Linked DNA regions of Homo sapiens: region 1 is linked to region 2. A link is a contact called in ENCODE Hi-C or POLR2A ChIA-PET data. All regions are on one chromosome and are shown on one strand. Each heading gives the region's core, a stretch centred on a gene start or an enhancer-like site at or near the end of the contact. The rest is flanking DNA. Distances are from core to core; before and after follow the strand shown. Region 1 has its middle 29 kb from the start of EMILIN3. Region 2 overlaps ZHX3 (zinc fingers and homeoboxes 3).

Region 1 (6,462 bases), core at 3,709-6,208, 140 kb before region 2:
ATAGTGTGCTATTTACTAGGCACTTCCTGTGAGTAGGATTTGTTCTACATATGTTATGGCCAAATTCTTAATCCCCGCAATAACCCTATGAGGTTATCCTCATACATACAAGGAAACAGGCCCAGGCCCAAAGAGGCTAAGTAACTTGCCCAATCATCCAGCTGGAAAATGTCAGGGCTGGGCTTCGGGAACTCAGAAGGAGTAAACCCAGAACTGTAAACTGACCAGGAGGGGAGCTGGGCATCTTTAGTCTGAGGCTTGGAGCAGGCCATCCCTCTAGAGTGCAGCTTCATAAAATAGCACTAAGCACAAATGATGAGCAAGGGGAGAGAGGCTGCTCTGGCCCTTGCACTGCAGCTACCATCCCTGAGGCCAGTGGGGAGGCAGTTAGCCTCAGTTTTTCCCTCCCATCCCGCAGTGCTGGTGTTGGGAGGCCTCTGAGCTGGGGCTTATCCTAGGGAGTAAGTGTCTAAGTGCTTGGACTCACCAGCCCAGGGCCAAGGAGCCCCATGAGAAGCAGTGTCCAATCTTGGAAGGTGGAAAGAAGGATGGCAGGGAGTAGGACAACTGTTCAGCTAGAATGACCTGGGGAAAAGGATGGGGGAGCTGACTAGGGAGGGGGAAGAGGCACATCTCACCCACTCATCTGCTGGCCATGACCTTCCTCCTACCCAGGCAGCTCAGCTACATGCACCACTAAAGGTGGCCACAGCACTGCTTAGTCAATACCTACTGTGCAGGCCTTCTGTGAGCTCATTCCAAAACACGTTCTCCAGGAGAGGACCAGGCTCAGGTAGGTTGTCACCTGCCTTCAGTGGCATAACTAATGAGGAAGAACAAGAATTTAGAGATGGGTCTGATTCCAGAATCTAGTGTTCTTGCTCAGGCCTTGGCTTTGCATGTGGAGCCACAGGCCCAACACGCTTTCTTCCCAGGGTGGAGTGAGAGCTACGGCCCACAAGCCAAGAACCAGGACTCACATTTATAAATAATTGGACAATCAAAGGGAAATATTTCATGAACATAAAAATAATCCCCTCACACCTGTAATCCCAGCACTTTGGGAGGCCAAGACAGGCAGATCACGAGGTCAGGAGATCGAGACCATCCTGGCTAACACGGTGAAACCCCATCTCTACTAAAAATACAAAAAATTAGCCGGGTGTGGTGGCGGGCGCCTGTAGTCCCAGCTACTCGGGAGGCTGAAGCAGGAGAATGTTGTGAACCCAGGAGGCAGAGCTTGCAGTGAGCTGAGATCGCGCCACTCTACTCCAGCCTGGGTGACAGAGCGAGACTCTGTCTCCAAAAAAAAAAAAAAAAAAAAGATCCCAAATCCAAATTCTAGTGGCCATAAATAAAGTTTTATTAAACACAGCTATACTCATTCCTTTGTGTATTGTCTATACAAAGCTGCTTTTGGGCTACGACAGCAGTGGTCACAGAGACCACACAGCCTGCAAAGTCGAAAATATTTATTATACTGTCTGATCCTTTGCAGAAAAAGTTTGTCGATCCCCATCCTGCAGCATCAATTTTATTCATAGATTCAATGCAAAAACTCATTTAAAATATTTCATATGGCCAGGCACAGTGGCTCATGCCTGTAATCCCAGCACTTTGGGAGGCCAAGGCGGGCGGATCATCTGAGGTGAGGAGTTCGAGACTAGCCTGGCCAACATGGCAAAAGCCCATCTCTACTAAAAATACAAAAATTAGCCAGGTGTGGTGGCAGGAGCCTGTCATCCCAGCTACTGGGAAGGCTGAAGCAGGAGAATTGCTTGAACCCAGGAGGCAGAGGTTGCAGTGAGCCGAGATGGAACCATTGCACTCCAGCCTGGGCAACAGAGTGAGACTCCATCTCAAAAAATACACACACACACATACATATATATATATATATATATATATTTCATATTAACTCCAACATGGTTTTGTATAAAAATGAATCACATAGTGGAATATAAGATTCATGTCTACTTTTGAGATAAAATGCTTCCAAGAAGCCCTTGGCTTTGGGCATGCTTCTTGAGGGCCAGCCTCCAAACCCGAGGGCATACTTTCACTTTGGAGGAAACACTGGAGTTGCCCTGTCCCCCTCCCCTCTTCACACTGAGTCTTTTTTGTTTGTCTGTTTTTGTTTTTGTTTTTTTGAGACAAAATCTCCCTCTGTCACCCAGGCTGGAGTGCAGTGGTGTGATCACAGCTCACTGTAGCCTCGAACTCCTGGGCTCAAGCGATCCTCCTGCCTCGAGAGTGACTGTCCTGTTCCCCACTGAGATGTCCAGCTGGCTCTCAGAAGCAGGACACTAGGAGAGGCTCAAGAGTCCAGGTCGATGCAGTGCTGTGGCCAGACTGAAGCAGCTTTGCCACGTCACCCTGGTCTCATCTACCATCAGGCCCCTGCTGGCTGTGTGTGCCTGTTCCCCCTCAGGATGACAACCTGGCCTCACCTTTCTCTGTCCCCAGCGCCTTGGGGCTCTTTGAAAATCCTCAGGGACTCCCAAAGCCTGCATAGGGCAGGAGAGCTGGGCCGAGGAAGGTCCACGCTGCACAGGGCAGGCAAGGACTCAGCACTGCTGGGTGTTTAGACTCTTTCCTGGCTCAGACCAAGAAAACTCTAAACTCTGTAGACACAGCTCCCAACCCCCACCCACTCCCCACTCCAGCTCTGACCCAGGCTTTTCCATTCACAGATCCCAGACTTTCCAGACCGGCAAAGAGCCCGGAGGCACAAGGCACCGTGAGTGCCTTGGGCAGGGGTTGGGGGCGGGGCGGTGGATTGTATGAGGCTGAGGAAAGCCCCAGCCGCAGCCCCTTGGGCCTCCCCAGGTAGAAGACACCCCTACCCTCACCCCAGTCCCTTGTCAAATTTCCCCGTCAAGAAGCAGCACATACGTATATAAGGATACTCCTAGTGTTGGTGTGCATCTGAGAGAGAGGGAAGGAGGGAGGGAGGGAGAGCTGGAGGGCGGTGGGGCAGGGGAGCAGGTGTTCCTCCTGGCTAAGCCCCTGCAGCTACTTCCTTTCTTCTCCCAGACAAGTTGAGGATAATTAGCATCCCATGAGGGAAGAAAGAGGCAGCTCCCATCCCTAGACTGAGCGTGGGAGAATTCAGAGCCCCCACCAACTCCACTCCCAGTGCGCAACCCAGCATCCCCAAAACAGGCCCAAGGACAAGGAGTCCACCACCCCCACCCTGTGGGCCCAACCACTCCCAGCCTCTGTAAGGAACAAGAGTTCAAAGAAATAAAACCTCCATCCAAAGAGGTACTTGCTCTGCACAGTCAACCGGGGGGGCACAATGTTCTTGAAACCCTGACCTTTCTTTGGAGTTACTGGTTGTTTCTTGTGTTCTCTGGCTCCTTTTCAAGCTGGGCTGGTCCATGAGTGTCTCTCAGGGACAAGGTACGACAATCGGAAGCAGACAAAAAAAGATTCTCTGCTTGGCTTTTGAGTTTCGGTGCCTGGCCTGGGCACATGCCAGATAAGAGCAAAGCTTCCCAGCTACCATCCCTCCCGCCTGGAAAAAGGTTTCTGAAGGGAAGAGGAAAGGGGTGGTTGGCAGCGGTCAGTGGGGATGGACTGAAGGAACCAGCCTCTTTGAGGGTGTCTCGTCTGTTTCCAGCACCCAGGAGCCCCCTGGAGCCATGTCTGAACCCAGGCTTCTGGGATCCTCTTCCTCAGTTGCCCCACCAGCCTGCCCCTCCCACACGGCTGTGGCATCTCCAGCAGCAGCCCCTGTGTCTCCTGTGACAGACCAGTGAGGGGGGTGCCACCTGTGCCCTGAGCATCCACTTGAGATAGGGTCTTACCCATTGGACTGCCCTCCCATCTTCACCCTAGGGCACCCTTAAGACCCAGTGGAGGCCAGGTACGGTGGCACACACCTGTGATTCCAACACTTTGGGAGGCCGAGTTGGGTGGATCGCTTGAGATTAGGAGTTCGGGACCAGCCTGGCCAACATGGTGAAACCCCGTCTCCACTAAAAATACAAAAATTAGCCAGGCATGGTGGTGCGTGCCTGTAATCCCAGCTACTCAGGAGGCTGAGGCAGGAGAATCACTTGAACGCGGGAGGCGGAGGTTCCAGTGAGCCAAGATTGCACCACTGCACTCCAGCCTGGGCAATAGAGTGAGACTCAGTCTCAAAGAAAAAAAAAAGACTGGGTTGAGCCCCAGTAGGGGAGATAGCAGTACAGAAAGCCCCTCTCTTGTGCCTCAGTGGGACTAGGAGAAACAGCTTGAGGTCCCCTGCACCCCAAGTAAGGCAAGTGCTGGGTAAACCAACCCTGTGCTCAAACACTGACTTTGTGATATGGACTCAGGAGGCCTTGAGCAAAAGGGCCAGCCAGGCTCAGAGCCTGCTACTCTGAAGTCTGGCAGTGGCACCCACCTCCCTGCAGAAGAGGCAGACCCAGGGTTATCCATGGCAGGGTCACCAGGGCCTGGGGCTGCAGGATGCTAGGAAGTGGCTCAGCTCCTGCCTGGTCTGGGGCATCACTCTGGGCCTCTCCCTCCAGTGTGCCCATGGGGAGTTGAGCTGCCTGAGCCCTGGGACCCCTCCGAGCTCTGCCACCCTGGACATGAGACCTTGAGATGCTGTGTCCCCATCTTTGGGGGTGAAGGGTCCATTGACCAAGTTCACCTTCAGGCTGCAGGGCCGTCTCTGGCTGAAGTTCAGCTGACTGATGCTCCCATTTAATCTTGGGGCTTGGAGCAGGGTTCCTGAGCCCCCCAGGCAGAGTTCCCACCTTCCTGTTAGGCTATTCCCCATGAGCCTTTTTATAAAGAGTTTGGCTGGGAGCCAGAGAGTTTTGGAAAGTGTATGGGCCAAGCCAAGCTGTACAAACCTGTCTTCCTCCCAGAGCTGAAAGAGGCCAGGTTGTTCCCAGACAAATGCAGAGGCGGGGCCGGGGGTTGGGAAGAAGAAAGGGGGCTATTTTAGGAGGACTTGCATACTGCAGAGCCCCCACACAGCAGCAGAGGGTGTGGGGAGGCACAGCCAGAGGCAGCAGAGTTAGGGACCTGGTACCAGGTGTCTCATGTAGACACACACATGAAACATATGCATACACCCCCAAACGCATGTGGGCACAGACACAAGTTACACAGATACGTAGGCTTGCGACTGTGTATAAGCATGTGCTGATGTGTACAGAAATATGCACAGGTACATACTAGGCAGTCGCACCTGCAGCTGCAGGGACATGCACAAACATGCTCATACATACAATCACACACCACCACGTACACACACATGCATAGACACTTAGAGATGTACACAAAGGATGCAGATTGAGCAATGCCAGGCTAAACCCAGGAGGCTGGGAGAGGGCTTGCACTCCCTGACAGCCCAACTCCCTGAAACCCAGCACACACGTGCGTGCACACACACACACACACACACACACACACCCTGGGAGGAAACTGCTTCCTCCATAGGAACTTTTGGATCCAGGGCAACATGCAATCAAGACCTTGTACTAGGAAAGAAAGCGCCTTTGTCTGCTGGGACCAGGGCTGCAGGAGCAGCTGCAGCCTCCTCCAGGATAAGAGCCAGGCCAGTTCCTTGCCCTGGGGAGGAAGGTCAGGCCAGGCCCTAGATGGGGGGTGGAAAGAGGGAGCTGGGGGCTCCAGCAGGCCCTGCCACCAATCCCAGGACACTGTGTCTGGCTGGGGGCACAAAGCCCGGAAAGCCTGTTGTTCTCAGGCCTGGCCTCCCTGACCTCTAACCCTAGTTTGGCCCTGTCTCCAGAACGACTGTGGTTCTGATCCCAGCCCTGGGGCTACACTGACCCAGACTGAGACCTGGCTCGCCTGGGGCTCCATGCCTGCCATGTGCCTGTGACGTCACTTTTTTTAGCGGAGTGAAAAAAAGTCAGGCTCTGGAATTAGAAAGATGTGAAATTGAATCCTGATTTTGTCACTCTCTGAGTGATTTTGAGAATGTACTTGACTTTTTGAGCCCTAAATTCAAACTCCTGTTATACAGAGGCAAATCTTTTTATTTATTTATTTATTTAGAGACAGGGTTTCATTTCTCATTCCATCACCCAGGCTGGAGTGCTTGCCGTAACCAACCTTGAACTCCTGGGCTCAACTGATCCCCTCACCTGAGCCTCCCAAGTAACTAGAACTACAGGTGTGCACCACTCACCTGGCTAATTTTTTTTTAAATGTATCATAGAGATGGGGTCTTGCTGTGTTGCCCAGGTTGGTCTGGAATTCCTGGCCTCAAGCCATCCTCCCCACTTGGCCTCCCAAAGCACTGAGATTATAGGCATGACTCACCACGCCCAGCCCAAATCCTCTTTATTGAGCCCACTGCATACAGCTGCCTTCTCCCTGTGTGCATCTTCTCTTCTGGGCCTGGTGAAGCTGGGTTGGTCCTCTCAGCCCCCAGCACCCCTACCCAGCACCCTCTCCTGCTGCACTGGCCCCAGGGAGGAAAGCAAGACCCAG
Region 2 (6,572 bases), core at 1,786-4,285:
TGTTAATTAGGACTATAGCAACATCAACAAGGAGGCATCTTACATATAACAGACTCCTGGCCAGAGTTTTCAGTTTTGACTTTAATGGGGTTCGTTTGTTGTGTTGAGGAAGAGAAAAGATAACATTTTATAAAAGAATTATAAACCTCTAATAGGGGACCTTAGAAATCTGCCTTCTATATTCTGTGTTGTCTCCTTTATAATAATATATTGTATATATAAGTAATGGGTGAGGAAGAACTGAAGATTACTTTAGAATTTCTTACTTAAAATGCCAGAAAAGGGATTGGGCATGTTATATGGTAGGAAGGCTGTCACAAGACTCCTGGATAAAGTTAGAGAGAAACTGAAAAATAAGATGGGCATGTTACAGTTAGACTTACTTGGCAGTATAAAATGAAGACTTTCCTCTTCTGGGCTGTGGCCACCAGCATCGCGGGATGACACCTGGGTTTGGCTCTGTTGGGCCATAGGGGACTAAGACGTACTCACATGGTCTCAGGTGATGGATTAAGAAAACACAGGAACTAGCTCAGTGGCGAGGCCTAAGAAGACCTAGAGCAATGACTCTGGAAACCACTAGAAGTGAGGCAGGCATCCAGTAGTCCTGCTCTACTGTCTGTACTGTCTTCTCTCTAGCCCCTGTCCCCTATCCCTCTGCTCCCTAACTTCTCATTTCCCACTCCCAGCCCCTCCTCCCTGGATCCCATACCCAAAGTCTGAAAAGAGGACATTTCCTGGTCTTTCAGGCCTTCTGCCCTGTGCCTCTGGTCTTTTGGAGGGTAAGGCAGGTATAGACAGCCAACTCACCAGTAGAAAGATCCACATTAATGGTGGCTAGCAATGATAAAGACTATTTCCTCCTCCCTAGGCAGCAATACAGTTATCTTGAATAGACTGCTTTATTTGGAAAAAACAACATTTTTTAAGTTATAAAAGCCATTCTTTCTTATTGTAGATAATCTGAAAAACATAGGAAAGAATAATGAAGATAATTGAGATTCCCTTAGTGATATCTTGATATCATTCCTTTTAGGTATTAATTTAGAAATTGCTTACATACAGTGTAAAGCCATGTTATATATATATATATATTTTGTATCTCACTTTTAGGATATTTATGTATTTATTTATCATGTCTTATCCAAATATTTTTCTGTATCAAAAATGATAAGCATAATGTAAAATAAGCATTGCTATTCTATCTATTCTATAGACAGTACTCTACTTTTAGCTTAACTATTTTGTTGAATTTGAAGTGAGTTTTTGTGAACAGCATATAGTTGGGTTGTATTTTTATTCTACTCTGCCAGTCTTTGCCTTTTAGTTGGTGTATTTAGATCATTTATCTTTAAGCTAATTATTGACATATTAGAGCTTTAATCTGCCATTTATTATTTACTGTTTCTTTTCTTGTCTTTCTCTGGGTTACTTGAACATTTTGAGAGGTTTTTATCTTGACTTTCTAATAGTTTTTTTAGTGTATTTCTTTGTATTATTTTCTTAGCAGTTGCTCTGAGTATTACAGTATACCTATGTGACTTACTGTAGTCTACTATGATCAGTATTTTACCACTTTGAGTGAAATGTGGAAACCTGATTTCCATTCAGGTCCCTTTACCTTCCCCCTTTTAATTTTTAATTTTTTTAAGACACAGAGTCTTGCTATGTTGCCCAGGGTAGAAGTGAACTTCTAGACTCAAGCAATATTCCTGCTTTAGCCTCCCAAATAGCTGGGACTACAGGAGGATAATCTATATATATATATATCTCCCCATATTTCTGCCTTTTCTGTTGTTTTCTGTTCCCTTTTGATGCTTCAGAATTCTTTTAATCATTTCCTTTCTGTTTGAAAAACTTCCTTTAACCATAAAAATGTTGTGCCACTTCCTTCTGGCCTCCATGGTTTTATTTTTTAATTTTATTTGTTATTATTTTTTATTTTTAGTAGAGACGGGGTTTCACCATGTTGGCCAAGCTGGTCTCAAACTCCTAACCTCAAATGATCTGCCTGCCTTGGCCTCCCAAAGTCATAGGATTACAGGCGTGAGCCAGTGTGCCCGGCCAGGCCTCCATGGTTTTAGATAAGAAACCTGTTGTCGCTTGATATTCCCTTATAGGTAGTATGTTGTTTTTCTCTGCTTTCAAGAGTTATTCTTTGTCTTTAATTTACAGAAATATAATTAAGATGTGTCTTAGTGTGGATTTCTTTGAGTTTATCCTATTTGGGATATGTTCACCTTCTGAATCTAGGTTTATGTCCTTCAGCAAATTTGGGGAATTTTCAGTCATTATCTTTTTGAATACTCTTTCAGCCCTTCTTTTTATTCTCTCCTGTGACTCTGATAATATGAATATTGGATCTTTTGCTATTGTTTCATAAGTGTTGGAGGTTCTGTCTGTTTTCAGTCCATCTTCATGGTTTTGCCATGTTGCCCAGGTTGGTCTCGAACTCCTGGCCTCAAATGATTAAACCATCTCAGCCTCCCAAAGTACTGGGATTACAGACATGAGCTACCACGCCTGGCCAACAGGTGATTTTTTAAAATCTACTTCGGACATTTTGTCTATTAAGAGAGTCTGGGTCCTATTTAAATCTTCCATTTTAGCAGGCGGTCACAGTGTTTAGATGCAGCATGTGAGCTGGGATTTACTCTTGTGGTTCCAACGATGATTTACTTTTCAGAGCCTTTGCAGTACTCTTTTGGTCCACTTGGTTTATCTGGTGCTGCCACGGCTCCCACTAGTCCCTGTTGGTGCTGTCTGATGGGGGTAAGGAGTTTCCCCAGGCCATGCTGCCTGATATCTAGGTAGAGGAGGGAGTCTCCATCCTGCTGGGATGCAGCTTGCTTCCTGGGGGCCCTGTAGTTGGGGGGAAAAGTGTTTCCCCAGACTGCTTTATTGTTAGTGGGGTCCTGAGCTATCCCCCTTGTTGGTGCTTCCAGCTGGCTTGGTATTGTCGGCAGAACTCCCATTCAATCCTCTGCTGCCCTCTGTTGCTAGGTTGGGGGTTGGGAAACACCCTCGGCCACCTTCTTCTATTGAATGGGGGTGTGGTCATAAGATGTGCTGCTATGTTGTTCCTCCAATCCTGGGTCCCTAAGTAATTCACCTTCCTTTTTCTTTCAGACTTCTCCTTTGGTTGCCTTTTGTGTTATTTTCAGGATTTACAGTTGTGCTTACAAGGAGGTGGGGAGAGAAATGGGTTTAGACCATCTTGTCTGAACGGTGACAGGGTTCTATTTAACCATTCATCTTTTGGATGCTAAGATTGTTTTAAATGGTGAGTAGATTAGACTTTGTATTGGAGAACTGGGGGAAGGAGGCCTCCCAACGACCTTGATATCTGAAAGGCTTTCTTACTCCACAGACTGATGGGCCTGGGCCTGGTTGGCCGCCCAGTGCAGGCTATTACTCATCTGCCTTCCGCTTGCTTGGCTGGTGATGTCAGTTCTTCGTGTCTGCTTTAAAGGCAGGCTTTTCTTGTTCTTATGCTCACTGAATAATGCAGTAGTTTGTTATACTTTTAGCATGATTAAAACAGAGGAACTGTCACTTTTGTAGGGTCTTTTCTTGACCTATCCTTTTGGTCAATGTTGTTTCCCTTTTGGCAAGGGAATTTTGCAATTTATTTTAAATTCAGTCATGCAAATTGTATTTAATTGTGACTTAACTATGAGATTTTTTTTTTTATGTGAACAATTCTGTTTCAGGGCTGCAAAACAATGACCAAGTTTTTCTTATATTAGTGTGAAGAAAGTTTTTAACATTTTCCATTTGTGAATGAGGAATTTGAGGTCATCTCAGTTCTTCCAAAGTAAATGTACCTTTAAAAAAATCAGAGTGAGAAATCCTATATAGTGGAAGTCATGGGTAATTTTGTATAGTTTACAAGAATAGTTTTGCACAAATAATTTCAGGTTAAAATTGCATACTATTTATCCCCACCCATTTCCTTTATTGGCTGTGACACACAGGAATTACGCCCATTGCTTGACTAACCTTTCTGACCTTTTGTTACTTGGCTATAAATTGACTTGGGTCTTTTGCAAAAACACTGTCAGGGGGGAAAAATCTTTTTGTTAGAACCCAGCCAATTCCTGCTTCAGTGGAGAACAGTTTGTTCTCCTGAAGAAATGAGCCAGTTCAGTGAACAGAAAAACATAGCCATAAACTGGCATCGTCAAACACTGCAAAAGCGATTGCCCACATTCATTCCACAGAGGAGGGAGCTTTATAAAAGAATGAGGTTTTGGAGAGAGAAATACAGTTTTGAGCACCATGGGCTTTAGGTCAATGTAATTGACTCGTTAGAGTGAGCTGTAACCACATAAAAAAATTTTCTTTTCCTGAGCTCTGGCAGCCACCAACATTTTAACATTTTAAACAGGAATATTGTGGAATTCTCCTGCTGCCTGCTTTCAGTCCTCTTGACTGTGTTGTATAGCATGTATCCTCTGCATTTCATTTGATGTTCCCATGAGATTGGAAGCTGCCTGTGTTCAGCAATGCAAACATTTCCCAAGTAACTGCTCTGTGCAAAGCTGAGTGTTGTTATACTTTTAGCAGAGAAGACATTAATAATGGTCAGTGAATTACAAAAAAAAAACCGGAGAAACTGGAGAAATCGTTGTATGACAGGCACAGGTGCAAAGTAGTAGAAAAATGTACAAGACACAGTTCTGGACAGACTGTACCACAGAAGTAGAGGCATTTGAGAGAGGTTTGAAGTCTGTTGAAGAATTTGCCAAATGGATGAGAAGAGTATTCTCGTCAAAGAGAGGAGTATATGTAAAGCTGAAGAGTGATGACCCAGCATGGGGTTTCAGGTACTATAAGTAGATTTACGCTTGGGTGTAAAGTATAAGGAGGGAAACGAGTAGCAGACAGTGAAACTGGAGAGGCGCAGGGACCTGATACCATCGGTCTCAAATGCCACCTGAAACAGTTAGGAATTTATACTGTAGGCCATGGGAGGCTCTGTAAGAGCTTGAAGCAGGGGAATGGCCTAGGCAGAGTTGAGGTAGGAAGATGTGGGTTTGTAAGGAACTGTTCAGAAAGGGTGGGTTGGACCAGACTAAGACAGGATCATGATACCAGGCTGAAGTGGGCAGACTTTGTCCTGCAGGGAATCACTGAAGACAATGATATGTGCTCTAGAAAGGCAAATATGGTTGTGATTCAGGGGAGCATACAGGGAGGGCAGGGTGCAGGCAGTGTAGATTGCTGAAGTTACTGCAGAGGTTTACAAGCCACAGGAGAAGGATGGTGCTGCAAAACCTTACTCAGGGTGCAAGTTGGTCACTGGGGAGTGGAGGGGAAGAGGAAGGAGGCAAAAAGCCTGAACATGCTACTTAATTCTCCTGTTAAAGACACTTAACAGGCACTTAATGCCTGTTAAAGATACTTCCACACAGACTATCTTGTTTAATTTTTATAGTGGGCCCTATCTTGTCTATATTCAGATGATTTCCATTGTGCAAAAGAGAACTGAGGTTTGGGAGGTTCAATACTTTGCCCAAGACCCAAATGACCTACACTAGGAAGTAGCTGAGTCCAGATTAGAACCCAGGTTCATCCAACTCTGAACACAGTGACATGCCACCCTTGACTAGTACTTGCTATAACTGAGCTGCCCAGTATTAAGCAAGTCTTTCTTTTTTGAAACAGGTTCTCCCTCTGTCACCCAGGCTGGAGTGCGGTGGCATGATCTTGGCTCACTGCAGCCTCGACCTCCTGGGTTCAGGCAATCCTCCTGTCTCAGCCCCGCCAAGTAGCTGGAACTGCAGGCATGAGGCGCACGCCACAATGCCCATCTAATTTTTGTATTTTTGTAGAGACAAGGTTTTGCCATGTTGTCCAGGCTGGTCTCAAACTCCTAGGCTCAAGCGATCTGCCAGCCTTAGCCTCCCATAGTGCCAGGATTACAGGCATGAGCCACCATGCCCAGCCATATACATACTCTTTATAAGAGTTCATGTCTATAAATCATAGTACTGCTAATATTTAGATATTAGTTTTTTTTGTTTGTTTGTTTGTTTGTTTGGTTTTTTTTTTTCAGATGGAGTCTTGCTCTGTCCCTCAGGCTGTAGTGCAGTGGCACAGTCTCGGCTCACTGCAACCTCCACCTCCTGGGTTCGAGTGATTCTCCTGCTTTGGCCTTCCGAGTAGCTGGGATTACAGGCATGTGCCACGACGCCTGGCTAATTTTTGTATTTTTAGTAGAGATGGGGTTTCCTCATGTTGGCCAGGCTGGTCTTAAACTCCTGACCTCAAGTGTTCCACCTGCCTCAGCCTCCCAAAGTGCTGGGATTACAGGTGTGAGCCACTGCGCCTGGCCTAGGTATTAGTATTAATGCTAATACAATTAGTATTTCAAAAGCCTGGATTTTTTTCTTCTTAACCTATTACCCTATGAAAATATCAGCTATATCATTTTATTTGTTAAAGTCTCACCATTTTAGAAGAATTGGTTTAGGGGAAAGCCCAACCAAATTGGCAAAAAGTATGAGTGAGTGAGTATGCTTAAATAAATGTAATTTTAAAATGTTCAAGGTGTGTCTGTATGTGTG

Evidence for each region. A loop is a pair of places that touch in the nucleus more often than their neighbours do. ChIA-PET counts read pairs that join two places held with the same protein, here RNA polymerase II (POLR2A). Pooled maps may share reads with other maps.
Region 1: a loop to region 2 is called in a map of heart left ventricle, with 1.9 times the contacts of the local background. The contact joins two enhancer-like sites. A Hi-C loop is called at or near these places in 6 of 168 maps with a recorded cell type or tissue (dorsolateral prefrontal cortex, heart left ventricle and naive thymus-derived CD4-positive, alpha-beta T cell) and 9 of 50 pooled maps. POLR2A ChIA-PET finds 5 or more read pairs at or near these places in 2 of 52 experiments (GM10248 and activated T-cell).

The regions. Positions count from the first base shown.
Region 1 is chr20:41,392,327-41,398,788 of GRCh38, reverse strand. No RefSeq gene overlaps it. Among named protein-coding and RNA genes, the nearest start is that of EMILIN3, 29 kb to the right of the region's middle. RefSeq lists an enhancer at 6,451-6,462. Within about 2 kb of position 4,958, at least 11 of the 41 ENCODE cell types and tissues checked have a DNase peak (open chromatin) inside an H3K27ac peak, as active enhancers do; they include dorsolateral prefrontal cortex and heart left ventricle, where a contact is called at or near this core.
Region 2 is chr20:41,246,359-41,252,930 of GRCh38, reverse strand. The region is part of intron 2 of ZHX3 (zinc fingers and homeoboxes 3); the gene reads left to right. Among named protein-coding and RNA genes, the nearest start is that of ZHX3, 68 kb to the left of the region's middle. Within about 2 kb of position 3,035, at least 26 of the 41 ENCODE cell types and tissues checked have a DNase peak (open chromatin) inside an H3K27ac peak, as active enhancers do; they include dorsolateral prefrontal cortex and heart left ventricle, where a contact is called at or near this core.